Regions from separate parts of the Mus musculus genome. Here region 1 is linked to region 2. The links are chromatin loops, found by intact Hi-C in ENCODE. Cell type or tissue: gastrocnemius. All regions are shown on one strand. Each heading gives the region's core, and the rest is flanking DNA. Links, peaks and the distances in the headings are about the cores only.

Evidence for each region. Peaks named below come from ENCODE experiments on the same cell type or tissue, not always from the same donor. Only the 100,000 strongest peaks of a DNase experiment are listed, where the experiment ranks them.
Region 1: a loop joins it to region 2, with 2.2 times the contacts of the local background. A loop is called at or near these places in 3 of 42 quality-filtered maps.

The regions. Positions count from the first base shown.
Region 1 is chr2:76,457,688-76,473,392 of GRCm38, forward strand. All of the region lies in intron 1 of Osbpl6 (oxysterol binding protein-like 6), which reads left to right. Among named protein-coding and RNA genes, the nearest start is that of Gm52557, 34 kb to the left of the region's middle. In gastrocnemius, for the core only: no CTCF peak of the experiment used is centred there; no DNase peak of the experiment used is centred there; H3K4me3 peaks cover 330 bases; H3K27ac peaks cover 293 bases.
Region 2 is chr2:76,409,919-76,425,623 of GRCm38, forward strand. All of the region lies in intron 1 of Osbpl6 (oxysterol binding protein-like 6), which reads left to right. Gm52557 (a long non-coding RNA gene) reads right to left here. Exons shown (of 3, transcript XR_003954042.1): 2 at 13,628-13,725; 3 at 909-7,806. Among named protein-coding and RNA genes, the nearest start is that of Osbpl6, 11 kb to the left of the region's middle. In gastrocnemius, for the core only: no CTCF peak of the experiment used is centred there; no DNase peak of the experiment used is centred there; H3K4me3 peaks cover 107 bases; H3K27ac peaks cover 2,329 bases.

The sequences.
Region 1 (15,705 bases), core at 5,270-13,269, 50 kb after region 2:
CTCACTGTCTCCATGGGTCTCTTTGTTTTCTCAAATAATCCTAATTTGGCTCAGTAATTGGTCATCTTACATACTGTGTGCACTGTGTTTCCTTATACAAAATAGGGGACCAGAAAATTGTTTATTTAAATAAATGTTCTAATGACAGTGGATTTTTGAGCCCTTACAAAACACAGTTGGGGAATTAGTTGTGTGAAAATATGCATGACTTAATCCTAGCATTTAGGAGACAGATGCAGGCAGATTTCTGAGTTCAAGTCCAGCCTGGTCTACAAAGTGAGTTCCTGGACAGTCAGGGCTACACAAAAAACCAAACCAACCAAACAAAATAACCAAAAAACCCATGTGTGACAGGATTAAATATTTAATTCATTTTCATTGATACTTAGTGTGTGCTAATACTCCTCATATACTCGTGTTCATGGTAGAAAGGCATGAGAAACACATATACTGGCTATTTAAAACACTGTACGTTGCATCTTAAAAATATTTGAAGCTGTATTAAGTTTAAATGGTTGCTTGGACAAAGTGTAAGAATAATTAAAAAGTGTATCTTAGGCCCTCCCTTGGAATCTAGAGGGCACTCTAGCTAGAGAAGTAGGTAGGCTAACTGTAGACCTTAATCCATTTCCAAGGTCTTCCAAATTCAACCCCCCAGACTTATTCCCAGGTCTGTAGCAGAATACCTGCTGAAGCCTAACTCCACCACATGTTTCTACAGTGGACCACATAGACCTTCCCCTCCAAACTTATTTCCCCCCATTCATTGCTTTATCCCAGGCCTCAACTCCAGCAGGCATTCCCTGGGATTCTGCAGGCCACTCTGTCCAGGGAAGAAAGTAGGCTAACTGTAGATCTTCCCTCTCCCTCAGTTCCTCCATGTCAACTCCCCTAGTCTCATCCCTAGTGCTGTAGCAGACTACCTGTGGCCTCTTTTCATTCTTTGCCATAGTGCTGCTGGAACACCCTGGATGCCTCCTTCCTATAGTCTCCACCCCCCCCCCTTTCAGGAGGCCCCACCCCAGTCCCATTCCTAAATGTCAGCTCCTAATAGCTAGAAAAACATTTTGCGTGGAGCCCCCAATGGTCACACCTATCAGGATCCCAGAAGAATTTCTTACCTGACAACACATAGCCACTACACTCTCCAAAGAACCAGAATGGGCAACAGAAATCAGGAAACAAAATGGCATCCAACAAAGACAAGAGAAGATAGCAGCACCTAGAAGAACAATATTCCCAAACAAATGCCTAATACCATTGTCAAAACAGAATAACAACCAAGACAACATGTCTCCACTAGAGCCCAATGACACTACCACACAAGGCCCTGAGTATTGCAGCATAGCTGAAGCATGAGAAAAAGGCCATAAATAACTTCTATAAATATGATAGATGTTTCTAAAGAGGAAATGAATAAATCTCTTAAAGAAATACATGAAAACATAAACAGTGGAAGGAAAATAGTAAAACAGTTCAAGACCTGAAAGTAGAAATAGAAGCAATAAAGAAATGTTAAATTAAGGGCATTCTGGAAATGTAAAATTTAGGAACTTGAGAGACAAACCTCACCAGCAGTATACAAGAAACGAAAGAGAGCATCTTAGGCATTGAAACCACAATAGAAGAAATGGATACATTGGTTGAAGAAAATGTTAAATCTAAAAAAAAAAAAAAAAAAGAAAAGAAAAGAAAGAAAGAAAAGAAGGAAGGAAAGAAAAGCAACCACGCAATCTATGAAACCAAGAAAAGACAAAAAGTCAAAAAATAATAGGAACAAATGAAGAAAAAGAAATTCAACTCAAAGGCACAGAAGATATTTTCAACAAAATGATAGAAGAATATTTCCCTAACCTAAAGAAGGAGATGATGATCATGGCATAAGAAGCTTATGGAACACCAAATAGACTGGACCAGAAAAGAAACTCCCCTTGGCACATAATAATTAAAACAAGAAACATACAGAACAAAGAAAGAATATTAAAAACTGCACGGGAAAAAAACCAAGTAACACATACAGACAGATATACTAGACTTCTCAATGGAGACTCTACAAGCCAGAAAGGCCTGGACAGATGTTCTGCAGACTCTTAGAGATCAGAGATGCCAACACTGGCTATTATACCCAGCAGAACTTTCAATCATCATAGATGGGGAAAATAAAATATTTCACGATAAAATCAAATTTAAACATTATCTATCTACAAATACAGAAAGTAACAGAAGGCAAACTCTAAAGAGGTTAACCACACTCAAGGAAACACAGGAAATAAATAAACCAGCAAATCAAAAGAGGAGAAACTTGCACACACACAACACTACAACAACACTGCTCATTAATATCTCTCAACATCAGTGGCATCAATTTCCCAATAAAAAGACACAGATTAACAGCATGGATGTGAAAACAGGATCCATCCTTCTTCTGGATCCAAGAAACACACCTTAACATTCAAGGATAGACATCACCAAAATAGATGGAAAAAAAAATGATTCCAAAGCAATTGACCTAAGTAGCAAGCTGGTGTATCTATTAAATGAAGCCATTTAATATCAGACAAAATAGACTTCTAACCAAAACTAATGAGACAAGAGAGAGAAGGATATTACATATTCATCAAAGGAAAAAAATCACCAAGAGGACATTGCAATCTTACCATCTCTACTACAGCTAAAATCCTATATTGACACACACAGTGATAGTGAGTGACTGCAATACTCACCCTCACCAATAGACAGGACATCTCGACAAAAACTAAACAGAGATATGCTGTAGCTAACTATCTTATAAGCCAGATGGGCCCAGCCACCAAAGAGAATGCATGCTCTTCTCAGCATCCATTGGAACTTTCTCTAAACTTGACCACATACTTGGAACAAAGCAAATCTCAAGAGATATAAGAAAAGTAAAATAGCACCCTGCATCCTATATGACCAACATGGATTAAAGCTGGATATTAACAACAATAGAAAGCTTACAAACTTGTGGAAACTGAAGAATTCACTACTGAAGAAAATGGGTTGCTCTTTAAGCTCTCACCTTTCTTACTCTCACCTCTAGCCCTCCTTCTCTCTCTCCCTTCCCCCCTCTCTCCACATGGCCATGGCCAGCCTCTCTCTCTCTCTTTCTACCTTCTCTCTTTCTCCCTGCCTTTATACAATAAAGCTCTAAAACCATTTTTAAAAAAAGAAAATGGGTCAAAACAGAAACTAATAAACAAATTGAAGACATTCTGAAATTGAATGAAAATGAGTACACTACATTCCCAAACTTATGGGGCAAATGAAGGTGGATCTAAGAGGCAAGAAAAATGGAGATATCAGATACCAATAACTTAACTGTACACCTGAAAGCTCTAAAGCAAAAAAGGAAATCATACCCAGAAGAAATAGACAGCAAGAAATAATCAAATTCAGAAATTAATAAAATAGAAACATACAAATAACAACAGCAAAACACAAAGTATCAATGAAACAAAAACCGATTCTTTGAGAAAATCAGTAAGATTGATAAACTCTTATCCAAATTACCTAAAGGAGGAGAGAGAAGGTTCAAATTAATAAAAAACTGGGAATGAAAGGAGAACATAACAACAGACACTAAGGAAACCCATAAAGACATATCTTTAAAATACAATAATATTTTAAAATATAGCTTAAATATTTAATTTAAATAAAAACAATTTTAATATTTAATAAATATAAATCATATCTAAATTGTACTTTAAATAAAACGAAATATAAATATTAAAATATATAAAAATAGAAAGGACATTGGAACTATAAGGATATACATTAAAAATCTGTATTCCACCAAATTGGAAAATCAGATATGGATACTTTGCTCATTACACACATACCACTTCTTAAAGTTAAGTTGAGTTAAAGTTAAGCCATTTAAACAGACCTGTAATACCCAGTGAAATAAAAGCACTCATTAAAAGTCTCCTCTTACCTCCTCAAAAAATTCCAGAGGCACATGATTTTATCACAAAATTTCACTAGACTTTCAAAGAAGAGTTAATGGCAATATTCTTCATTATTTCACAAAATAGAAACAGAAAAAAAAAACATTGCACACTTTGTTTTATGAGGCTACAGAAGCCCTGATTCCCAAATCAAGACCTAACAAAGAGAATTACAGGCCAATTTCTCTTATGTACATAGATGCAACAATTTCTCCAAAACAAAACAAAAAAAGCTTGCAAGCCAAACCCAAGAGCACATCAAAAAGACCACCCACCATGATCAAGTAGGCTTCATCCCAGAGATGAAGGGCTGATTCAATGTACAAAAATCAATAAATGTAAACCAGCATAGAAGCAAATTGAAAGAAAATAAAACACATGATCATCTCACTAGAGGCACAAAAGGCCTTTGGTAAAAATCTCACACCCTTTCCTGATGAAAGTCCTGGAGAGATGAAGGATACAAGCACAATAAAGACAGTTTACAGCAAGCGATAGCCAACATCAACTTAAATGGAAAGAAACTCAAAAACAATTTCATTAAAATCAGGAACAAGGTATTATCCACTCTCTCCATACCTATTCAGTCTAGTACTTGAAGTCTTAGAAAAATAAGACAACTAAAGAAGATCAAGAGGATACAAATTGGATAGGAAGAAGTCAAAGTCTCTTTGATGATATGATAGTATACATAAGTGATTACAAATGGCAGGAGGGAATTTCTATAGCTGACGTATGCCTCCAGCAAAGTAGCTGGATACAAGATTAACACACACACACACACACACACACACACACACACACACACACACACACACACAAATAGTAGCCCTCATATATACAAGTGACAAATAAGAAAGAAATCAATAGCCTCAAGTAATAGAAAATATCTTGGGGTAACTCTAACCAAGCAAGTTTAAGACTTGTATGGTAAAAATTTTTTTGAAAGGACAATTTTTTAGATTCATGTGGTTAGGTAAAACCCAAGATAGGTTTTAAAAATTCACAAATAATAAAAAGAACTGCAGGAGGTATCACTATCCCAGACTTCAAGTTGTACTACAGAGCTATAGTAATAAAAACAGAATCGTATTGGTACAAAAGCAGAAATGTCAATCAATGGAATAGAATCGGAGACCCAGACATAAATCCACACACCTATAAACACCTGGTGTTTTATAAGGAAGCCAGAAATACACATTGGAAAAAAGTGTCTTCAACAAATGGTGTTGGTCATATTGGACGGCTGCATGTAGAAAAATGCAGATAGGGCTGGAGAGATGGCTCAGTAGTTAAGAGCACTGACTGCTCTTCCAAAGGACCTGAGTTAAATTCTCAGCAACCACATGGTGGCTCACAACCATCTGTAATGGGATCTGATGCCCTCTTCTGGCTTGTCTGAAGACAGCTGCGATGTACTCATGTAAATAAAATAAATTGGGGGAAAAAAAGAGAAAAATGCAAATAGATCCATATTTATCACCTTGCACCAAACTCAACTCCAAATGGATCAAGGACCTCAACATAAGGCTAGATACCCTGCATTTGTTAAAAGAGAGCATTGGGAATGGGCTTGACCTCATTGGCACAGGAAAGGACTTTCTGAACAGAACATTGTTAGCACAGGCACAAAGCTCAAAAATTGATAATGAGACCTCATGAAAATGAAAAGCTTCCGCACAGCAAAGAACACCATCATCTGAGCAAATGGACAACCTTCAAAATGGGAAATACCTACTACATATCCAATAGAGAGACAATATGCAAAATATATAAAGAACTCAAAAAAATTAAATATCAAAAAACCCAAGCCACTTAAAAATGGGGGTACAGATCTAAACAGAGAATTCTCAAAAGATGAAGTCACATGGCTGAGAAACACTTCAATATTCAACATCCTAAAGCATCACAGAAATGCAAATCAAAGTAACCTTGAGAATTCATCTTAGCACTGGTCCATGTGGCCGAGATCAATATTATCAGTGACAGCTCACGCTAGTGAGGATGTGGAGTAAGGGGCACACTCATTCGTTGCTGGTGGGAGTGTCAGCTTATACAGCCACTATGGAAATCAGTGTGGCACTTCCTCAGGGGGATGGGATTTGACCTACCTCAAGATCCACCTATACCACTCTTAGATAGATACCCAAAGGACACTTCATTCTACCATAGAGTCACTTGCTCAGCCATGTTCATTGCTGCTCTATTTTTAATAGCCAGAAGTTGGAAACAACCTAGATGTCTCTCAACAGAAGAACCAATAAAGAACTGTAAAATTGTACACAGTAGAGTACTACTCAAAAAATGAAATCATGAAATTCACAGGCAAATGGATGGAATTAGAAATCATCCTGAGTGAGGTATCCCAGACCCAGAAAGACAAATATGGTATATATTCACTTACTATGTGGATATTAGCTGTTAAGTCAGTGGTCATAAAACTGCATTCCATAGAAGTATTGAGGTTAAGTTAGTGTAAGGGAGTAGGGGGAACAAAGAGATCACCCTAGGAAAGGGAAGTGGAATAGATCAGTATGGGTGGACATGGGGGCTGAAGCAGGAACTGGAATGGATGGATCAAATCCGAGATAAAGGGAGAAGAGACAAAAGGGGTAAAATGTGGAGAGACAGTTAACATTATGAAGCATCCTAAAATATATACATATATGAAAGCAATCTAAATGATACCACCAAATAATGTGGGAGATAGAGCCCCAACTGGACATCTCTTGTCACCAAATGAAGCTTCCAGTACCAGAATTGGGTTACATTTAATTGAATTGTTGACTTGAGGGGGTCCCATGGGAACCACCGAATGACCCTGGCTGTTGCCAAGACTAAAGTTTGCTCTGTACAACCTGACAGCAAGGCCCCATTGCTGCAAACAGCACTTACACAACTCACTGAACAGAAATACATCTGGTGCCTACATAGAGTTTTCAGTCCTGTGTTGGATAGTTTTATGTCAGCTTGACACGAGCTGGAGTTATCTAAAAGGGGAGAACTTCAATGAGAAAATGCCTCCATAAGATCTGGCATATTCTTAATGAGTGATTGATAGACAAGGGCCCAACCCATTGTGGGTGGTGCCACTTTGGGCTGGTGATCCTGGGTTCTATAAGAAAGCAGGCTGAACAATCCATGGGGTGCAAACCAGCTCCACGGCCTCTGCATCACCTCCTGTCTTCAGGTTCTGGCCCTGTTTGAGTTCCTGTCCCGACTTCCTTCAGTGTTGTGGTACAAGTGGAAGTATACGACAAACCCTTTCCTTCCCATGTTGTATTTTGGTCATGATGTTTCATCACAGCGATAGAAACACTAGGATAAGTTGGTACCAGAGTATTGTTGTGACAGACCCAACCATGTTGTTTTGGGGGAGAACTGTGGAAGGACTTTGGAACTTTGGGCTAGAAAAAGTCATTAAGTGTTGAGAGCTCAGTGAGCTATTATGTAGGAGCTTGAAAGCTAAGGTTGAGAGAGCGGTGCAGAAGATGGAGGTCTGTCTTGTGAAATTTCAGAAGGAAGCAAAGTACCTTGGCTTTTGTGTGACTAATCTGGTCAGCTGGAGATAAAAGTGGAACCCTTGTGTTACTGAGACAATTGATTCTGGCTAGCTAGGGCTTGGAAATTCATGGTGATTAAGAAGAAACCAGCATCATTGAGGTTAAATCTTCTGAGAAGTGTTTCTCAAGAGTCAACACACAGATGCTGTGTTCCAAGCTGGCAGCCAAACATGGAAGTCTAAGAGTCACTCAAGTGGTACTGGTTTTGAAGGCATGGTGGAGCCATGGAGAACATCTGAGGCTCAGCACTGTGAGAGGCCAGGAAAGGCCATTGGTGAAGGTGTAGCCTTAGTAGCTATTGAAAGACCCAGGCCTGAAGGGGTCATACAGAGAAGTTGAAGCTTGACACCATGAAGAGAGCCTTGGAGAGGCTATTGATGAAGTACAGCCTAGCTACAGCAGAAGACCCCAGCATTTTGGAGATGCCAGTACTATGGGACAACCACCAAGATGAGCAGCTGTGGAGTGGACCCTGCCTTAGGTTAGAAGACAAGCTGTGTGTGCTGCAGAGGGTGGAGCTGGAGAAGTGACCCAAGCCCTTGGGAGGAGCCCAGAAGAGCATGAGTGAATCCCAGATAGTTGGACATTGCTTCCATCTGATTGTGACTGTGCCTTTCCTCTTGAAGTAAGGAAGTATTTCATTTATTTTACAGAAGCCCACAGTAGAGAGACTGAATTTTAAAAGAGATTTTAGGTTTTAAAAAGAGACTAAATTTTTAAAGAGACATTTCAAGTGTTTGAATTTTTAAAGAATGTGGGAACTTTTAAGGTTGTAAAATATTTTATATTGAAGTGTTATTCATGTGTGATTTGGATGGATGGACACGAAAAAGGAAATGCTATGGTTTAACAGGGATGTGTTTGTGTGTCAAGCTAACAGGGGTCAGTTGTGTTGGATAGTTGTGTGTCAGTTTGACACAAGCCAGAGTTACCTGAAAGAGAGAACCTGAATTGAGAAAATACCTCCATAAGATGTATGGAGGGCATTTTCTTAATTAGTGATTGATGAGAGAGGGCTCAGGCCATTGTGGGTGGTGCCATCCCTGGGCTGGTGGTCCTGGGTTTGATAAGAAAGCAGGCTGAGCAAGCCAGTAAGCAGTACCCCTCCATGACCACAGCATTATCTTCTGCCTCCAGGGTCCCGCCCTGTGTGAGTTCCTGCCCTCACTACATTTGATGATGAACTATTATATAGAACTCTGAGCAAAATGAGCCCTTTCCTCCCCAACATGCTTTGGGTGATGATGTTTCATTACAGCAGTAATAACCCTAACTATGACAACTCCTATGTTCTAGTATCTTTGGTACAGGAAGGATCTCTGTACACTACCAAAGGAGAATCATAAACCAAACCAGCTATAAACCCTTCAACCTACAGTGTTGTCCTGTCTGCAAGATATATTAGGGTAGTGGTGGCCAAAAGTTTGTGGTACTAAGTAACCAATATCTGATTTGACTTAAGGCCTACTCCAAGAGACGGAACCCAAGATGACTCTGCTTGGGTGACCAAACTCCAGCGATTGATATCCCAGGGACCTAGAGTAAAACCAAATTTTACTGTTCTTAATAATAATAATAAAAAATCACAGCAATAAAATGACTCCAAATGACATTCTGCTATACTCACAGATCAGTGCCTGACTCAGCCATCATCAGAGAAGCTTCTGCCTGCACCAGATGGGAACAAATACAGAGAGGCCCAGAGCCAGACATTATGCAGAGACTATGCTACCTTGGAACACTTAGCTCTAAATGGGGTGTCTCCATCCAATTCCTCCCCCCAGGGCTCAAGAATCCTTGCAGAAGGGGAGGCGAAAGAACAGAATGGAGGACAGCAAGGAAACAAGGCCCTCTAAACCAACACGATTAATCCACATATGAACCTACAAAGATGGTGGCGGCCGGCACAGGGCCTACTCGGGTCAGTTCCAGTGGGGCCCCAGAGCTGGGAAGAGAAGTGGACACGTTCCCTCCCCTGTCCCCCCATTTCTAACCCAGAAGCAATTTCCAACTGATAACCACTTGCAAATGAACATTTAGTTTCCTTCAAGAGAGTCTCACTGGAAATGCAAACTACCCTTCAGGGTAGGCCACTAGCCTCCAGTCGAAGATACTAACCACTGAGAAAGGGGACTCAGTGGTGTCTTTGGACAGTTGTCGTATCACGATGTCATGTTGGGGCTTTTCCTTTTTAAAAATATCATCTTACCGTTTTTCATTTTTATTCCCTGTTTTTTCATCTCTCTTTTATCCCATGGGTACCTTGTGTAGATTATGACTTCCAGGTCAGTGTCTTTATGGAATTCCAGAGTGTTTGGTCTTTGCTTCTTATTCTTCTCTGGGGCTCTTTTCCTTCTCTTTATTTGCTTTGTCCCAATTCTGGTGTGTTTTTGTTTTGTCTTATTATATTTTGTTACTATCTCTCAGAAGCCTATTTGTTTTCTAATGAGAGTCAGAAAGGATGGATCCAGATGGAGGGCAGGTAGGGAAGAACTGGGAATAGACCAAGGGGAGACCATAATCTGGATATATATGTGAGGAAAAAAATCCTTTTTTTTTTTTTTTTTTTGGTTTTTCGAGAAAAAAATCCTATTTTTAATAAAAGGAAAATATGTTTGTGTTGGGCAAATGTGAATGAGGAAGTATGTTTGAAGTGCGGAGTGGCGGGAAACCCAGCCCCCCCCCCCCCAATCAGGGGAGAAGGGGAGGGTGGTGGGAGAAGGATTGTGGGAGGGGATGGTGGGAAGGGGCATTGAGCGGGATGGAAAGTGAATAGGTAAAACAACAGAATTACGTTTAAAAAATAGATCTGCAGGGAGGACCAGTGGGAGGGGAATGGAGGGGAGATGGTAGTAGGAACACACAGAAAAATATGGTGGTATGCACATGAAAAAAAAAAAAGGAAAATATATACAGCAACAGGAAAAGGGACTGCTTGGGCCTAGTTGTCCTCTCCCCCCCCCCCCAGCTAAACTTCTGCCTTTCAAAAACCAAACATCAACAAATACAACACCCCCCACCCTAGCCCAAAAATCCCTCACTAGGCGCCAGCGACAGTTACTGTGCAAGTCTCAGCTCAGCAGCCTCCATTCCAGCAAAATGTGATGGCAGTTCCCACATCTTACTTGGCTCCAGGTCGCTGCCTCCTATTTCTCCCCTTTCCCTCTGAATCAGCAGATGTGCATGATGTCATCCTGAAGTTGGCAGCCTCCGGAGTGCTAAGTATCGCCCTGCAGAAGTCAGCGTGGAGATCCTGCCTCTGTTGTTTTTGCTTATTAAGTTGTGAAAGTTTTCAGTGAGTAAAGGATTTTTTTTTTTTTTGAATCATGACATTTTGGTTTAATCAAAACAGAAACGGCCGAGGAGATGGCTCAGTGGGTAAAACGTTAGCCACGCAAATGTAGAGACTTGAGTCTGGATGTCCAGCATCCATGTAAAGCCAGATGGACGTGGTTCAGTGAGTCTGCAATCCCAGTGCTATGTGGTAGGATGGGAGGTGGAGACCAGAGAGGGGCCTGAAACTTAAAGGCCAGCGTGCCTGGTATACACAGCAGTATACAGCAAAGGATCATGTTTCAAGCGAGATGGAGGGCAACAGTCAACACCCTAGGTTGTCCTCTGACACACATGCTTTCTGTGGTATGCACACATACACACACACCTGTCAAACACATATTTTATAAAATATGTGTTTTTATAAAATATATGTGTATGTATATATACATACACATATATTTTATATGTGTATGTATATATACATACACATATAAAATATACATATTTTATATATATATATATATATATATATATATATATATATATATATATATATATATATATATATACAGTTAAAATTACAAGGAGTCCATGAAAGAACAGATGCAATCTGTGCAAATAGAACCTTAGAGCTATGGCCACAGATTAGTGCTGTTCCCAATCTACAGAGGTTACCGCAGAGGCATCGTAACTGGTTGAAGTGCTGGGATCAAGTGCCCATTGAGTGCTCAGTCTTAAGTGGGACATCTGTATTACATCTGTATTACTCCATCCTGCCAAGGCTCAGAGAACATTGTAGAAGGGGTCAGAAAGGGGGTGAGACTCAGAGGGTGGGGAGGAGCGCTGTGAATGGCTGACCTCTAGAGAATGGGTGTGTTTATATAACTCTACCTAATGTTAAGATGGATGAGGTGTACGGTAGCTGGAGTTGGCTTGTAGCTGACTTCTCTACTTCCTCCTAGTGTAGTTTTCCTGAGTTCAGTCTGAGCCTTCTTTGATGCTTTTAGAAGATACCTGTGTTTTCTTCTCACCTTGCCGCTGCTGCCTAGCTTGGGAGTAGAGAGAATAGGAAAGCCTCACCTTCAAAAGAGGCAGGCCAGCCTTCAGTTCCTCTAGGATCTGTAGTGCAGAATAACAGAGGACTCATAATATTCTCTCTCTCTCTCTCTCTCTCTCTCTCTCTCTCCCCCCACCCCCCCACCCCCACCACTTACTCGGCATTTTTGTCTGGAAGTCTCAAAGGCATCTTTAACATTAAAAAAAAAAATTTTTTTTATTTTTAACTTTTTAGCTCTCTACTCAAATCCAATCTTTTGATCCTGTACTCGTCAGCTACACCAGTGTGTCCTGCTGTTCTTTTACACGGCACCTCCGTTCAATCCCCGCTCCAGAGGAGCTCAGGGCCTCTTTGATGCCCACTTTCTCACGGCACTTCCCACTTGCATGAGACAGCTCAGTCTGTTCAACTCAGAACACATCGCAGAGTCCTCCCTCTCTGGCTTCCACGGTCATCATGCTCTCTGTTCAGACCTCCATCCCATCTCTGCCTTGATCACAGTCAGTCCCTGCCTTCCACGGCACTTAGACAAAAAAACAAACAAACAAACAAACAAAAAACAAAAAAACAAAAACAAAAAAACACTTCAGGTCTCCAGACGGTCACTTCCGTGCCCACCCCTCCCGCTGCACAGACCCGCTCCCACCCGTCTTTCTGCCCTACTTAAGTGCGGCTTCTCGAGAAGCCGAGTGCTTCCACTCACCGAAGTCAAATCCCTTTCATTTCTTTCTCCTGAGACTGTTCTTCTCCTTCTGACATTTAATCCCATGCAGATATGCCTAGGTTTTAGATCTGTCTTTTTTCATCAGACTGTAAGTCCACACGTTCAAGGTCAAGTCTGTTATATTTAACACCATACCCCTGATTCCTAGGATTGTGAATGGTACACGTTAGAACCCTAATGTGTTTTCATGAATGACTAAGTGTCTCTTTGTAAAGCGACTATAAATACCACTTTCTGACATTCCTCCTCGACTCTTAAAGGTAGCAGTAGGTGGCTTTCTTGGCAAAGCTGGCGTAGAAGGTGCTGCCACCCGAGGCTTTTCCAGTTTTGAGTGGTTCTAAATAGCCCGGTGTTTGCCATTCACAAGGAGCCTCCCTTCCTCTTATTTCATGATTCCTGACACTTGGTTAACAGTTTAATTTTAAATCACTACCGAGGCTCGCCTCTGATGGAAAAAGGAACTTATGTAGGTTGTTTAAAATGTATGAGTCTTACTGCACCGCACAGAATAGCAAAAATAATTTTACTGCTTTGGTAATAAGATCCCCTCCATATGCATTACCTCCCCCAACAATGTGCTAAGCTAGAGTCTCTCTATCATCGCTGAAACAGGATGATTTGGGCTGAAGGGGGGAGTGGGGCTGGAACAGCCACAGTAAGATGTGTTGGGATTTTAGGATTTCCGGTACTCTGGTGGTAACAGGAGTCCTGGTGTGAAGGGATGGACGCGGTGGGTTTGACAGCAGAGACCTTACATGATCCCCACTGCTAGTGCATTTCCAAGGCCCCAGAGCAGTTAGGGAGCAGAACAATGGCCTCATTCAGCATGGAGGTACTTCTTGATTATCTCTAGATGCCTTTTCTAGACCCTAGTGTCTGAAGGTTCGTGGAAGATGATTTATCTTTTTTTTTTCCTTCTTAATTCAAGGGGGGGTGGGCAGTGACATTCATTGTTATAGTTTGGATCTGACAGTGTTAATGACATGAGAGTAGGGTGGTGGATCCTCTACTAGAAGAATCCTATGACAGGAGTTAGGTCTCAGGGTATGCCTTTGAAGGCGTGTTGGAATCTTAACCTCTTCAGTCCTTCTCCCTGCAGCCTAACTGCCACAAGGAGAAGACATCTTTCCTACTGTGCACTCCCTGTGTGACGCATCTGGCTAGCCCTGTACCAAAGCGATCGTATTAAATAGCCTCAGCCCTACACCTTTGAAACCGTGAGCCAAAATAAAGTTTTCATCTGTGTACGTTGATTCTCTCAAGTACTTGTCACAGAATCGTAAAGGTAACGAATACACAGGGCACATGCTTGTAACGCCATTCTAGTTTGAGTGTGCTGTTAACGCTGTGCGTGCATCTGAACTCTGCTATTTGTTAGCGGTCTTCTGAGACGGGGAGCCTAGGCCCTGGAGCGTGTGCTGTTCTTGTTGTGTCCTGGTGTAAGGCATAAAACGCTTCATAGAGAGGAAAACTGTGCTTTGTTTAAGTCACCGTGCATTTAGACGTCACGATGCAAGGCACTGCTCCAGCCCCTGCGTGCTGTGCATTTGTCCACCATGAACCAAAGCTACCTTTTGCAGAAAATGTGTTTTCTCTACCTGTAACAATTAGATACTAATCTCTTAATATGATTGGGGATGGTCTGTCTTCAGTATACCTCTGCACACTGGCATTTGATCCTCATGACATCTCTCTGGAGTTGCAAAAAGCTGGGGGTCACCTTTAGCAAACCCCTTTCCTTATCATCTGTTCATATCTTCTGATAGATAACTCTACCTCCAACATTTTGCTCATAGATGATGCCACAGTTCTTCACAATGACTGCTAACATTCCAGCCGCACCTCTATGGTATCCCGCCACCGTCATCCTTAAAGAAACAGATCTCAGCTTCCTACCCTATTAACAACCTTCCAGTGACTTCCGACGATCCTGAGCAAAAACCAGAAATCCCTACCCTGCCATGGAGGCTTCTGTCTCCCAGTCCTCCTCTCAGGCCTTTGATTAACTGGGCTAGGCATCCCCTTGCGCAGGTCTTCTCCTTCTCCTTGTGTGAAATGCCTCCCAGTTCCTGCTTTTACCTGAGGAAGACCTGTTCCTCCGGCTGCTTTCATTTGAAATGCCGTTTCCACAGAGCAAGGCAGGAAGTACGAAGGGAGGTGTTGCAGGATGCAGGAAACTACAGAACAGTTGTTAATAGAGTAATCCGGTTCGCTGGCTTCCCCAGATCTCAGCATATGAATCCACATATGCTAAGATGACTGGTGTTCACCTTCTCATCCCTGGGCAAAGTTAACTAACAGTCTAACAGTCATCATCTAATGTCTGTTTCCTTCCCTGGCCCTGAAGCCTGTCTGTGCTTTGAAAAGTTTGGGCCACGTGTGTCATGTTCACCATTGCATTGGCCTTTAACCCTGAGCTCACGATAGCCGATAGCCGTTATTCAAACACTTGAAGAGAAATGAAATATGAATGCATTGAGAGCTGGTTGGTCCAGACAGGTCAGGAAGCAAGAGCTGATGCAGAGGCCATGGAGGGATGTTACTTACTGGGTTGCTTGAATTCCAGTCCTGACTTTCTTTGGTGATGCACAGCAATGTGGAACTGTAATCTGAATAAACCCTTTCCTCCCCAACTTGCTTCTTGGTCAGGATGTTTTGTGCAGGAATAGAATCCCTGACTAAGACAAGTTGGTACCAGGGACTGGGGTATTGCTGGGATAGGCCTGACCATGCATTTGTTTGGAGGAATGTGGATCAGGGGACTTTGGAAAGGGGTGAATTGCTTTAAGTTGAGCTATCCTAGTGGGAAAATGGAAGACTTTGCTGCTGAGTTGATTTGAACTATGCAGACCTGGCCCAAGAGGTTTCAGTAGAGAAGAATTTTAGAATGTGGCCTAGAGACTGTTTTTATGGTATTTTGTTGAGGAATGTGGCTGCTTTTTGCCCTTGTCTGAAGAGTCTGCCTGAAGCTAAGGTGAGGAGACTCAGATTAATTTGCATTGACAAAGGAAGCCTCAGAAATGCCCATCCATAGACTTTGTTTTTTGGTTAAGTGTCATGAAGAGGACTTTAAACAAGCATAGCAAGCTTAGAAAGGAAAAATAGAAAATATATGGT
Region 2 (15,705 bases), core at 3,223-11,222:
TAGGACTGGTGGGTTTTGTATAGATAATTGTTGTATTTTTGAAAAGAAAAACAGTGCATCTTGCAAGGAACCAATGATGGTATTTTAAAATTCTCAGGGAAAGAATGAAAACAAGGTCATTGGAGCTGTCACAAGAGGTGTCATTTGAAGGACAAGAAGCTGCCCCTGTGTAGAAGCATGAATTGCCAAGAGTTGGTGAAGAATGTTGGCAGGAAGCATGGGCAGGGATGGTCATGCTGGGAGGAGGAGGGCTACTTGGAACTGAGGGAATGTATGACCATGGCGGAGGCAGGCACTGGCAATTTCCCAACAGACAAATCACTCCAGATGTCCAGGGGATGATGGGTACAAAGAAGGTAGGAAGAGAGATCCAAGGCAGGAACCCTGGTTATCCGAGAGTTCTCAAGTTTGGAGAAAATGAGGAAGAGTTCATTTTAAATCACTGAGAAGACAAACCAGGGCTTGTGATGTGATCTTAGGTAAGGAAGAGAGGAAAGAGTCTGAGATATCTAAGTGAGGGAACTGGAGAAGCTACAGTGGATTTCAGATGTGAATTACAGAGTTAGTTCCTATCAACTTCTGTTTGAACACATAGGCTTTGGCGCTCCCAGGGGTGGTGAGGATCCTGCACTGAAGGATGGACCCCTGCAATGTATCTCAATGAGTACGGAGACGTCATCAGAGGAGCAGTACAGAAGACTCATCTGTATTGCTTACTTACGGATGGAACATAAACCAATAACATCTTGATTAAGATACAGTAGTGTGTCCATGTGGAAGGCGGCATTGAGCTACAGAGTTGAGGGAGTCCTGGGCTTGCAGGAGAAGGAGAAGGATGGGGTGGATGAGGTGGGAAGAGCAAATCATCCACAGTATGCAATGTGAGGGTTGGGTTCTAAGCCACCACTTACCTGGAGCAAGGATGCTAACAGTCACTTTCCAAGGGCACAGATAATGTAGTGGGCCTGAGGGATAGGGACCTTTGGGTTTGCTCTCCTAATGTTTCTGATTGAATGTTGTCAAGCATACGCACATGGGCTTCTATTGTCTCATTATACCTCCTTGATAAATAAATGTACAGCCCTCTCTAGCTCTGTCATTCTAACAGAGTCTCTGTGCTCCCCTTTGGAGACAAGGAACTTTTTATTTGTTCCTTTGCTCTATTTCTGTTTTGACAGATTCTCCCTATGTAGTTCAGGCTGGCCTTGAACTAATTATGTGGCCCAAGCTGACCTCAGACTCAAGATCCTCTGTCTCCGCTGTATGAATAATGGGGCTAGAGCCACTCCTAGCTCAGGTTTTTATTAATAAGGAATAGTAGTACATATTGTCGTTTTGGCTGCATAGTGAGGTGACAAGCACCATGGATGAAAAACAACTTACAGGAGGAAAGGGTTCATTTGGGTTCTAATTCCAAGTCACACAGTCCATCATAGAGGAAAGTCAGAGTAGGAACTCAGGCAGGAGCTTGGAGCAGAGAACATGGAGAAGCACTGCATGCTAGCTCACTCACAAGACTATGCCCAGCTTGTTCTTATACAGCCTAGGACCATCTGTCTAGGGATGGTGCTGCCTGCAGTGGTCTGGGCCCTCTTCCATCAATTAAAAATCAAGACACTCTCACACAGGTTGGCTGATCTAGGTAGTTCCTCAGTTGAGACTTATACACACTGACAGTTAAAGCTAACTAGAACATGTGCCTTTTGATGTTTTTTTTTTTTTCAAATATATGAAGAAAATATTCAGGCAGTAGAAATGGTCATGTTTTTGTTGATGCTTGAATGACTCATGGTAAGTTGGCTCATAGATTTTCAAGCCGAAAGGGATTTAAACATGATCTGTACTGGGGTGGGGTGGGGTGGGGGTGGGGGTGGGGGGGTCAGGACTGCAGCTGGGTTGGTAGAGTCCTTGTCTGCCATGCTTGAGTCTGTCTTTAGTGGTGTGCAAAGACAAAACCAAACCGAAAGCAACACCCAATCAAAAGCCATTCTATTGGCACCTCTGATTTCCAGGTTAAGAGAAGGAGGCCCACATTTAACCCCGTGGGCCCTGCAGATAACACTGAGAAGATTTGACAAGTAACTGAATTCTGATCGTGGGAAGAGGAGGTAAAGCCTGCCCTTTACTTAAGGAACCATAAGGGTAGATGAATGAGAAAGTGATCCAGGACTGAGATTTTAATCTTTCTTGTGATGCATATTCATGTATTTATATATCCCCCCTCTCTTGCTTTTTCTCTTTTCTGACTAGAAAATGAAAACGTGTGTATATAGTTTTTAGTGTTTACTCTTTTTTTTAAAAAAAGGATTTATTTATTTTATCCTCTATGTATGAGTACTTTGCCTGCATGCATGATGCGCACCACAGAAAGAGGCATGAAATCCTCTGAAGCTGGAGTTATGGTTGTTCATCATGTGAGTGCTGAGAACGGAGCCAGGGTCCTCTGCGAGAGCAGTATGTGCGCTTAACTACTGAGTCGTCTCTCCAGCTCCGAGAGTTTACTTTTTTGGACAACTATAGCCCTGTGGTTTGTTCAGTAGTGGGAGGGCACAGAGGAAAGTTAAATCCTCCGGAACTGGCTACTCTGTTTCCTTTCCTTGACATCCTCTTTCTTTATGCTAACAGAGAAAGTCAGCTGCACTTGGGTCAGGAATAGGACCTGAACATGTAGGTTTTGTCTTGCCTTTATAGAGGTACCCTTCCTATAACTCTTGAGACAGGCCTATTCACCCCTTCAAACCTGCACAAGCAGAAGGAAAAATAACACCCATTTATTTTTAGAATCTTTTTTTTTTCAGAAGTCAATCTAAAAATAAACTTGGCCTCAATTTCCCGCTGTAGGTGCTAAACTACTTGCCCTAAACTAGAGATAAGATTTATTTACTTATTTATATTACGATGTTGGGGACAGAACATGGGATTTTTTTTTTTTTTTTGGTATGCTACATGAGTGGTCTACCATTGAGCTACATCCTCAGCTCATTCTTATAAATTAGTATCATATGTAATAAGTATACTCGATACCTAAGTAGCTAAAGGAACAGTAAAGTAAATATATTGTGTCATGTGTTATTTCTGGAGATGAAGTTAAAAGTCTGGACTTATTTTAAATTATGTTCATATTTTTGCTTTCTGTTTATCCATAGCAGCTAGACAAGCTTTTGCATATTCTCACCCCAGCAGGCAGCACATCTGAACAGGGTTTATTGTATAATTTCCCAGGAATAGAAAGAGTGGCACAGTTTGAATGGCATGTGGATTGTGAAAAGGCATTAATATATTCTTTTTGATCTCAGTAAGTTTCAAATTGAGGCAACACACACACACACGGGGGGGGGCAGGTTGGGGAGAGAGAGAGAAACAATCTGCAAGGTAGGCCAAGCAAAAATGTAGGGCTCATGTTAAAAAAAAAAAAAAAAAAGTCCCCTAGGAACACAGGGGAGGAGGACAGAGTTGAGTCCAAGAGGAGCAGATAGTGATAGTGAAGTGGAAGGTCAGCAGAAGGGGGTGGGGGAGACTCCGGCCTCACCTGTCTTTCACTTTCAGAATGGGCCAACAGAGGAAATCAAAGTAGGGACCCCAGAAGCTATGTAGATCAGGTATTTTGGAAACCACTTGGCTCTCCATTAAAATAAAGACTTTAAATATCTTGGAAGCCGAAAAAATAAAAAAGATTTAAACAAAACAAAACAACAAAACAGCTTTACCTCCATCTAGGAAAGATCACACATATCAGGCAGAAGATAAAATTTATCGCATTAGAGATTGTTCACAACATTCTTAATGTCCAGAGAGCTCCTATGTATCAAGAAGAGAAGATGACTGATAACCAGTAAAGAAGGGGTAAAGGAAATGAACAAACCATTCATTCCACAGAAAATTAATTAGAAGTGGCACATAAATACAAAATCGTGCTTACTTCATGAGGAGAGAAATTCGAGCTTACAATACTGAATTCCTTGTATTGGCAAACATCATGATCTTTTTCATGCATTATGGTGGCAAGGCTTTCAGTAACCAGTGAGCATCATGCATTAGAGTTAGGTGAGCAAGATGGCAGATGTGGCATCTATGGATACTATCATTTCGCATTAACTACCCAAGTTAAAAATTTACTCTAGGGACCTCAAGGGGTTTCTCTATTAATATACTTTGCAGGATGAATTTGCATAGAAGTTTATTTTAGCATTGATTAAGGAAGGAGCATTAAAAGTTACCCTGAACTGACTAAATAATTTGGAAACAGAAACAAAATTAGATTGCTATTGAAAATGCAAAACCACCCAGCGCAGTGTTGGTGTGCGAAGATCTCTTGGCTGGAAGAACAGAACAGATCAGGGCACAGGTTAGAACGTGACTGTTCATGTTAAATACTGGAAAATGACTTTTCATGTTAAATATGAACTCAAGCGCACTTTCTCTTGTAACTGCACAGGCTGTTCCATAAAATACAAACAAACAAAAAAACTCAAAACGACAATTGCCTCTTGAAAAGAAAACTATGGTGTTGGGGTGAATATGAAAGGACACTTATTTTCTTGCTGTGCCCTATTAGATTATTAAGTGCAAGAATTCGTTGTCTATTCAACTGAAAAAGTTTCTAGGGCACCTTTCACACTGATCAGTTTTGTTGAGTAGTTGTCAGCCATGGAACTTTTTGTAACATCGGGGTCAGTCAGTTGCTAGAAGCACATGCTTATTTCCATAAGCAGTCACTGTTACTGCTAACCTGACGGGCTAGAGGTCCACATAGGACGACACCCGAAGCATTTGTCCTTTGGAACGGATTAACACATCTTGGTTCTCTAGAGTTCCCTTGCTTTCATTATGGCACTCCCAGCTAGCTGGTCTCACTGGAGAGAGACTCACAGAACATGGAGTGGGACCCAGGTATGCATGGGAATAAGGAAGAATGTGGAAGGCATTAATGGTAGAAGCCTGGGGCTGGGAGGGCGCAGAGAGTGAGACAACAGTTGCTCTGCCAGATTCTGTGTAGCCATTGTAGAAAAAAAGAGACCGTGGATGCTGTCTGTTAATGTCTTTATCACCTGTAACCCCTCCCCCAGAGGGCGGGTTTCCTCCTCTAGCGGAATCTGTAGGTTTTAATTGTCTTTGGTTCTGGGATGCATTTCTGGCCATCACTGGCCCTTTCCTAACTCTCTCCATCCCTGTAAACATTCCCTGGGTTGTTTTTTTTTTTTTTGGTAATACTTGCTAAGTTTTTGCTGGGTTCTACTCTCTTATAGCCATGTACTTAAGAGTGATTATGTCATCATGCCCTTGTCCTCACACCTGCTAAAAGTGCCAGCTATCAAGGTACAGCCCAGCACAGAGAGGTAGTACAAAGTCTATTCGTAGATCTGTTCATCTTAGAAGAAGAATAGCCGTGTGCTGGCAGGAATCTCATTGGCAATAATGCGAAGAGTTATGAGTTACATATACCGAAAAAATGGAAAAACATGGGGTTTATCACAGCTGCCACGCTGAAAAATGTTTTCCAAAGAGAAATAAAATACTCTAGTCATGAAGTTAGAACTAGCTATGCATCCAAATATATTGGGTAAATAATATGCACATTTCTGCTCTGAAGACATTCTCTGTATGTACGTGTCTTTCTGTTCCTTTCATACAAGTTTATTTAGAACTGATTGGTGAGGGGCAGAGGATTCAGCAGGCTTGGTGCAGCATTGTTGGATGATGGGAAGCCTTAGGTGTTAAAGTTGGGGAACTTGAAGAGCAAGAGTCGGGAGAAGTGAGTGGGAAAGGCCAGAGAAGTGCCTGCCCCTGAAGAGAGGGCAGTGTAGTGACCTCCGAAGGCTTGCTTTTGTGAAAGACTGGTGGAAGAAGCTGAAGGACTTCCATTTACCTTTCCAGCCTGGAGAAATTTCAGGATGTATGCAATCCTTAGCTTTCATTACGGAACATCTATTTCCTAGTGGAATTTTGAGAGCAGGTTTCATGTAACTACATTTTGTTAACAGATTCTCTAGCGTGTGTTGAATTCAGGTGAGCACAGTGTCATGCTAAACTGCGTTCACTGTGCCAGTCCATCAGTTTCTTTCAGTGTATTCCTCTGTGGAAATAGGCTCTTAGGAAGTATTGCCAGTGTAGACCCTTTTCAGCAAAGCAGTGCATATTTGATAGGAAGAGCCCTGGAATGAGCAGTGTGGATACCCAAGTTTTATTCCCAGCTTACCTTTGCAAAGTAATCGAGCCCGGGTCAGCGATCTCTCAGATCCTGTTTCCTTGTTAGAAATGAGCAGACAGTAGAGTGCCTCTCGGAAGAGGCAGAATATGAGGCACCACAGAAGGCTATATTTACATTAGATGAACTAGTTTTTGTAGTTGATATTTTATGCTTACGTAGCCTAGGCTGGCCTCCAGTTCACTCTGTAGCCAAGGCTGGCCTTAAACTGCTGCTCTTCCTGCCTCTGCCTCCTGAGTGCGGGGGTGGGGGTGGGGTGGGGGAGTGGGGGGATTACAGAGGTGTGCCACCCTGCTGGGATTCTACATTTTCCTCCCCTGAAGTGTTTTGTTCATTGATTACAGATGTGAGGTGAAACCTTTCTTTACTGATACTGTAGATCTTAGAAAGAACATGGAAATCAAAAGTAAATTACAATTGTATTACACTCTGATTTTTCTTAAATTTCTATATATACATACATATTTTACTCTTCTGGTTCTTTGCAAGTTAGTCTGTCTTGTCATAAGAGGAAAATCAAAGCTGGAAATCCCCAGTTCCTGGTGTGATTGGGGTCTCGAGGTGACATGGTGACACTGTTGTCCCCTATACCCTCTGACCTCCTGCGCTCTGTGCTCCTCTGGTTTTGAAAATTGGATACTGTTTTGCAAGTCCAGAAGCTGTCTCTTGGCTTTATGTGTGTTGCTATTTTATTCGCTGGCAAGCTAGGGATTGAACTCAGGGCCTTGCATGCCCTAGGCAACTACTGTACCACTGAGCTATGTCCCTTACCTTTGTGGGGTTTGTATATTTGTTTGTTTTTTTCAGAGATAGAGTCCTGCTATGTAGCTCAGGCTGGCTTTTGGCAGTATATTCTCTTGACTCAGGCCCTATCCTAAAGTTGGAATTATAGATGTGTGTCACTGACTCCTGCTTGGATTGGCTTGATTTGCTTTTAAATACCCCCCCGCCCCACCCATGTAGTTAATTAACTAATTAATTAATTAATTAACTAGCCTCGATAATTGAACCGGTAGGTCAGATATGTTAAGCACACAGTCTACCAGTAAGTTATAACTTAAGCCTCTTTTGAACTTCAGAGTGATACAAGACCGTAATACAAGAATATAAAAATGCGGAAAAGTATATTTTCAAGTCTCTTGTATTGCTTGTATTGTAAAAGTGTAGTTAAAAATTGAGTCTGACCTGCAGGTGTTTTCCAAATTGTACTTGTAATTTTTCTGTTTTGTCTTTATTTGTTCTGTTTGTTTCCCTGTGTAGACCAGGCTGGCCTCTAACTCAGAGATCCACCTGCCTCTGCCTCTCGGGTGCTGGCATTAAAGGCATAGTCACACTGTCCTGCCAGTGTTGTTAATTTTAAGAACTTAAAACATAGACCTTTTTCTTTGGAGCAATGTTAACTTCATAGCAAAATCAAGTAGAGAGCGCGAAGTTGTAACACGCACGCACATGCGCTCTTGCGGCTGCTGGCTGGGTGTTGGTTCCAGTCAGTGGACTCTGTGGACACGTCATGATCCAAAGTCCACAGCTGACACACGGTGTTAGTCTTCTCAGTGTACACCTGTTGCGTTGTGCAGCTCTGTAATGATGGGAGCTTACCACTGTGGGAGGGGACAGGACGGTTGTGTTAACCTAAAGAACTGTGCTGTCCCTCCCTGTCCCCTTCTTAACCTGCGCCAACTCCTTATCCTCCTACTGTCTCTATAGACAAAATAATTGTTTTGAGAATTTCTTTGTTGCCATTTTATTGGCTTACATTTTTATTAGCATGCATTGATTACACATAGCGATAGGCTTAATAGAGACGTTTTTGTTCATGTACACCATGTACTTTGACCATATTCACCCTCTTGGGTTCTCTTCCCCTTTCCCTAAACACCACTCCCCACCCCACTCCCCTAAACACTCCCTTTTCTAATTCTCTCTCTCATATGTGTGTGTGTGTGTGTGTGGGTGCGCATATATGAACACACACACACACATATACAATGATTTATATACAGAGTTAAGGATTTGCACATGAGAAAAGCGTGCATCATTTGTGTACTTATCTTTCTGGGTCTAGCTTACCTTACTTTCTATTACCTTGCTTTTCTATTTCTATTATCATTTACTATTACAATCTCCAGACACACCCACCGTTCTGCAGGTGAGGTAATCTCCCTCTCCCTTAGGCTGGCTGGGCTTCCATTGTCCATGTATCTGGAAGTGATCGCCTAGCCTGATTTCAGAGCTATGGAGAGTATTGCTGCATAAAATAAGGACATGCCCCCTTAGTTCCTCTAGGTGTGTTGGCCAGGGGTGAAATCACATGGTAGTTTTATGTTTAATTTCCCTGAGGAACCATATGCTAGTCATAACATATTTTAAAAAAATGATGTGTGTAGTATATGGCTGTGTACAGGCATGTGTTGTGGGGTGACCCTGCATGTGTATGCAGATGTGGAGGTCAGAGGTGGACGCCAAGAGCTTTCCCTGTCACTCACCACCTACTTTATTGATTTTTGAGATGGAGTCTCTCACTGAACCTGGAACTCACAGACCAAGATGGGGTCTGCCTCTTTCTAATCCCATCCCTGGGTGCTAGGGTAACAGCCTGGCGCCACCTCTCCTGGCTTTTGTGTGTGTACTGGGATTTGAACTCAGATCTTCAGGCTTGCATGGCAGACATGCTATTGACTGCTCCATCTCCCCAATACTGCTACTCATAGTTTGCTTTATTATTATTATTATTTTCTTGAAACAGGGTGTTACTATGTAGCCTTGGCTGGCCTGGAAATCACCATGTAGACCAGGCTAGCCTTGAACTCACAGAGATCTGGCTGCCTCTGCCTCCCTCAGTGCTGGGACTAATGACCACCATTCTCCGCTTACCCATAGGTTTTTTTTTTTTTTTTTTTTTTTTTTTAAGACAGGGTTTCTCTCTGTAGCCCTGCCTCTGCCTCCCAAGTGCTGGGATTAAAGGTGTGCGCCACCACTGCCCAGCTCATGTTCTTTTGAGCACAGTCATGCTTAACTGAATTTTAGTTGAACACTTAGGCTTTTTTCTTGGAATTATGGCAACTTGATGACTGGCCCTGTATATAGATGTTTGTCTAGAAGACCTCTGCTATGCCCTAGACTTGCTAAATCAAGGGAATATCAATTCTTTAAGATCTTTGTTATGTATCCACTGCAGAATAGTCTGTCAGATAATTCTAACATATTTTTTTCTAGTCTCCCTAATAGTGTTCATGATTTCCTGATATAAAGAACTGTCATGTGAACTGTCAGAACACAGGCGTCATGGGTTCACACACAGCTCATGCGCTAGACATTGTTTTGTGTGCTTGGTGGATAGTCAATTAATGGTCAGTGGTTTTTTTTAGCTCCATTGTAAGGGCAAGAACACTCGGAGGCAAAGAGGTTAAAGAACTTGCCCAAAGTAGTTTATCTGTCTCTAATATGGGTACACTACCAGGGCTTATCTCTGGAGTTGGGATAAGAGTTCTAGGTTCCTCTGTCTCACTGGGAGTCTCAGCAGTGCTACCAGCAGTATATCTCATTGCTGTAGAAATGGCACCCCAAAGATATAACAACTAACATGACCATTGAGAATTCAGTCTTCTTTTTAAAGGGTAAATAGTCAAGTAGCAAATTGTCTTCAAGTTAAACTTTACCTAAGTCAGTTACTATTTAGAACATTGTTGGTCTTCATTGACAATTACTTAATGACAGTTTTATGGTCCTTTTTATCTTGAAAGGAAGTGGGGACAGCATGTGTCCACCATACACTGTAGATGCTGAGCCTGGGCCTTGCTGTGCTCTGAGTACAAAGCTATCTGGTCAGCAGTAAAATGTGAACCAAATTCGCAATCCCTGTTGTGAGTAAACCAAGAGCATAAAACTCAGTTTCCTTAACCCACACTGGTGCTTCCATGTGCCATATCTAGAACCAGCATCCATTGTTGTATTTCACCATTAAAATTCTAATTTAAGCAAATAAAAGTTCCCTTTCTTTTTCCTTGTCTTTTGTCTTCCTCCCACGTTCTAGACATTTACATTTCCAGGCATTTGATATTTCTTTTAAAAAATTTAATCATGGGCTGGTGAGATGGCTCAGCGGATAGGAACACTTGACCGCTCTTCCGAAGGTCCTGAGTTCAAATCCCAGCAACCACATGGTGGCTCACAACCACCCATAATGAGATTTGATGCCCTCTTCTGGCACATCTGAAGACAGCTGCAGTGTACTTATGTATAATAATAAATAAATCTTTAAAAAATTTAATCGTTTGTTATTTAGAGCGTTTGTGCATATGTGCATTGCACACATGCACACATGCCATGGTGTGTGTGGTGTATAGGTCAGGGGGAACTTGTGAGAGGGTGTGAATGCCTTTGCTCCATTAATATTTCTTTTGAAGACACTTCATTTACTGCTAAGTGGTTTCTGAGTCTCTCTACCCACCCCCACCAAGGAAGTAGACTGATTTTTTTTGTCTAGGTTTGGGCTGCACCCTGAGGTTCTCTGGCTTCCAGAAATACTGAGAGTTCATCTTTTAGAAACATGTGAATAACTGCTCAAAAGATGTGGAGCACCTCAATGGAGGTGGGGGGTCTCATAAATGTAAAGACTGTATTTGAATTCCCCCAATTAAAAAAACCCTCAAACTAGTGCATTTAAAGGCTTTCTCTAGAGCTAGAAACTTTTATCTGTTCGTATTCTTCACTCCCACTTTCACGTCGCCTGTCACACGCTGGGGCATTCAGTAAGCGTTCTTCAATATATAATTATTGTTAATTGAGTTACATAAATTACTCTGTACATTGTCTGCTGTTAGAAATGCTAATTATTGCTTTGTTTTATTTGTGTTTACACTTTAGTGTTTGGAAACACAGAATTAAAGCAAAAATCTTTGGAATCCTGAAAGTTCCCTTAAACTTTAATAAAAACACATAGTGCTATAAAGCAGCATTGCGTGTCTAGCCTCAGAATTTTCACCCCTGGGCAGCTGGCAGCTATTTCTCTTTCTTCCTGTGAGAAATGTCTCCTAAAAGGTTGAGAAAAGGTTCTTTGAAGAAAATGTCTAATTATTCTTTGTGAGCTGACCAGCCGGTGGGAAATGACAAAGTTTAAGAACTCCACTTTTCAAGGCAGCAGGAAGGTTAACAAAGGTTAAATACATTTCTTTAATCTGCAGGTACTAAAACTCTAACAGCTTCTTCTTGGTGGAAAATAGGCTATTTGACACTTCTCTGCAAAATTGATGGCTTCAGTTAAATTCAAGTAGAAATCTGTTTCCTCAGACACATACAACTTTTTCAAAATTATTTGATGTGGCTGTGTGTGCGCCTGAGTGTAGGTGTGTGTACTGCATGCATGCAGAGGTCGCAGGAGGCTCCAGATCCCCTAGAAGTTACAATGGATGTGAACAGTGTGGTTGCTGGGAACTGAACCCAGGTTCTCTGCAAGAGCACTGTGTGCTCTTAACCTCGGAGCCATCTCTCCAGTCCCTTTAGATTATTTTAAAAGCTGCCTAGAAGTCATGTTATAACCTTTTCTCACTGTCGTTTGCTAGCATTGATGTGGTGACCATCTTACCAACAGGATGTTATCAATCTCATTTTGAGGGTGCCAGGGGAGTGCTGCCTAGTGGGGTTGTTCTTTGAAAATTGTTTATAGGTTTAAGGTCTGTGAACTTTCTGTAATAACTGGGTTTATTCAGAATTCCACTGAAGTGCAGCTAAAATGTCTGATCTTACCACTGTCACTGAACAGACTTTTGAGAAGTGTAGCTTAATTCGCCTTTCCGACTTAAAGATAGTTTAGAGTCCTGGTTAGTATCCTAAAGAAAATATTGGATAACAGTGTTGGGAATTGTTAGACAGCTGATTCTCGCAAAATGAGCTCAGAATGACAACTTACACGGAGAAGAGGAGCCAGCCTTCAAAATAATGCTTCCCTGGGGATAACGCTGAGACTGTTTTGTGACAAGCAGATGACCCAAGTATCTGTCACCACATTTTCTTAGGATCTCTGTTGAGTTAAGCTCCAGTTCTTCTTCCCAGCTCCATGCTCCCAGCAATAAAACTTAGACTCAAAATATATTTACAAATACCTTGGCCCTATAGCTAGGCTCTTCTCTGAACAGATATAACTTGAAATATCCCATTTAGTCTAGCCTACAATCTGTACTGGTTACCTGTGCTCAGGTACCATGCATCTGTCTGTCCGTCTTGTCACATCTTCCCGGTGAATCCCCTCCCCCGCAATGCCAGAATTCTTTCTTCTCCTGGATGTCCCACCTCTATTTTCTGCCTAAGCCACAGGCCATGGGCTTTTTAATTGACAGATGATGCACCCATACGACACACAAGCTATTCTCTCTACAAATCTCAGTGTGTAAGACTTAATATTTGTCTTTCCAGCATTGCCCAGGTTGTGTGAGGACCTCAATGCCATTTGGTTCGCCTTACTCACATTGAAATTAGGGAAATGGAAGTACAGAATGGGGTAGGTGTCCAAACTGGTGCCAAACCACCAGTTGCACTGACCAGGGCACACCTGGCTTCTAAAGGATTGTGACCTGGCTTGCGGGGCCCAGGAGGTTTGTTTTGCAGGTATATGCTGACAGAGACGGATGACATTCTTTCTATTCAGAGATGTGTGTCTGAGCTCACGGCTGGTCCCACATGTGCTGAGTTGCTGCAATACTAGTGCTTTCTCAGATGTGACATTAGCTTTAAAATCAGGTCACATAATAGGCAGATACAGGTAGAGATCCCTTTGAGAATGGCATAGCCTGAGCAGAGTGTGGATTAGAGCTATTAATCCAGCCGCTCCAGTGTGCTGCTGAAGCACCTGTGTCTGCGATTGGGAGCTTGGAGTGGAGCAAGGCATCTCCCCTCCTGACCTCTGTGCTGTTGTTATTATGTGTTTAATTTTACTCCCAGCATTGTTGCTGCTTTCCCTTTGAAACATCTGTTATCTTTTAAGGTTATTTAAAATAGAAATGGAAAACTACTTATTTATATATCTACGATTGTATTTACCATTTACAGCACCCGCCATTTCCTTTGTGCAGGTCCTTGCTTCTGTGTGGAATCGTTTCTTTTTCTGTGTAGAGAATCTAAATGCACTTGTAACACATACATGCAGTGTGGGTGGCTATAGGGATTGGGATTTTTTTTTTGGTCATTGTTTATTCACATTGTTTCTCTTCCTTTCTTTCTTCACCTTGTCTGTGTTAGAGTCGACACTTACTTTCCTGTTAGGCTGCTGGAGTCCCCCCTCCCCAACCCCTTATGGCCCACTGATGCTTTTTTCTCTTAGTTTTTCACTCTTCATAGTTTCTGTTGCTATCTCTGTCTTTTCTTCCGAGTTGCTTAAGGTATTATTAATTCCACCCAGAGACTTGGTTTTAAAAGTTTGACTATTACCAGTTTGAACTTGATATCTTCATTTTCTAGTAAGTCTTGGCCTTCTTGTAACTGTTCTAGATAAACTACCAAGCCAGGAACTCGAAACACCAAAGCTTCTGTGAAAGCAAACAAGTGAAAATTTACTACAAAGAACATATAGAGTGTTGACGACAAAGGGGCAAATGGGCAGAGTGGGCATATTTAATCCTCTTTCCATCAAAGCGCGCTGTACAGAGTTAAAAATGAAACAAAACCAGTAGATAGTGTCGTCAGTATATGTGTCCAGGTCCCTTTCAAGTCTGTAACTTGACAAATGGGAGTTACATGGGGTGGCTTATTGAAGCACTAATTTATTAACAGACATGGTGGATTTGTGGATTTCTGGAATTGTTTGGCTAATCCTCTTAAGGACATTATACCACTAAGCAGCCCCGCTATGTGTTTGATCAGTTTAATTAGAATGATCATTTGTCGTACTTCAGAAGCGTTTGGCTCTTGGTTGTTGTGGAAGGACCAAGGCAAAGAAGCATTTTTTCCAGCCATCTTTAAAGTCACAGCTCAAGTTGTTAAAATATATTTACGGTTGTGTTTATAACCTTTAGCTTCTTCAGATGCAGGAAGAATGTTGGCCAGTCAGGTTATACATCTAAGTTTTCCAATACTTTTTGGTAATTTTTCCATCACTTGGAGACTGTGTCATAGGATTTATCTTGACAAGTATCTAATAGTTGTTTTGTGTTGTGATGAATTATTTTATAGTAGATAGGGAGGAAACAAAAACCTTCTTGAGTTCTTGCATGGCTAACACCTTTTTAATCTTGTGTCAATCCAAAAGGAAAAGAGAACACGGCCCTTAATATTGTGTGGCTGGGAATCATGAATGAGTGTGTGTGAAAGTCAGTTTTATTTTATTACTCGACAGTCCTTGTTTTTACTGAACCAACAGGATAAGAAGTCAGAACACAAGACAGAGGCCATGAAAACACCTGCGGCAACTGTGATATTGTCACCCGAATTTGGTTTTCTGGTTTCTAAGATGAAAGGATAGAGAATTTGACTCCTGTTAAGTCACTCACCCAAACAGTTTAGTCTACTTGCCAAAACACTTCGATGGATGCCACTCGCCTTGCTACAGGGATCACCTTCAGTTTTAATCACACGCGAAACAACCTTTTCTTTCTTTTTTTTCCCCCAGTGAGAAAGTCATGTGACTGTTGGGTCCTGGCATCTGAAGGTGGCTGGCTCCACGTGTGTACAGTCATGAGTGCCGGTCGGTCTGTTCTTGACACCGTGGAAGCGTGTTTTGTTAAGACGATTTATGGTGTGCTCATCAATTTAGATTTCTCTAATTATGCTTGCCTTTCTCCACCCCAATTTTGATAGGGTCTTGCTCTGTAGCCTGGGTCTGAAGTTCAAGATCCTCCTGCCTCAGTTTCCTGAGTGCTGGAATAATGAGCAGGTACCATCATGCCTGTTTGTCTAGTGACTGGTGTTGATGAGGTTGGCAACTCTTGGTGGTGTTGTGTCTATCTCTGAGGTATTTCCTGATGTCCATTTGTGTCCTAGGTGAAGGGTTGTTTTCCATTTCTATGTAGTAAATAGTTGTGGGAGGTACATTGAACAGATGTGTGTGTATATGTGTGTGTGTGTATATATATTTTTTTAATTATATGTATATATTCTAACCTTTTACCAAGTAATTTCAGAGTCTACCAGTGGATTCTGTCTTTAACAATCCCGACCCAGGCAACAGTGTTTCTACCTTCTGTAATGGCTACAGAATTCCTCTGTGGGAGAATGGGCCTCAACATATGTACATGGGCATGTTTTTAAGATTGGACCAGTAGCTATTTATTTCACTGTATGGATCATTCTTTAACAGTTTTGTTGCTGAAGATTGCCTGAGAGCTGCCTCATTTGCTGTTTGTTATGAGATTCCTTACAGTTTCACCAAATAAAACAGCCTTTTGGGTCTCTAATCACCTCACTATTGCCTCCTTAGAAATAACCACTGTCAGGACTGGAGAGATGGCTCAGTGGTTAAGAGCACTGACTGCTCTTACAGAGGTCCTGAGTTCAAATCCCAGCAATCAGGA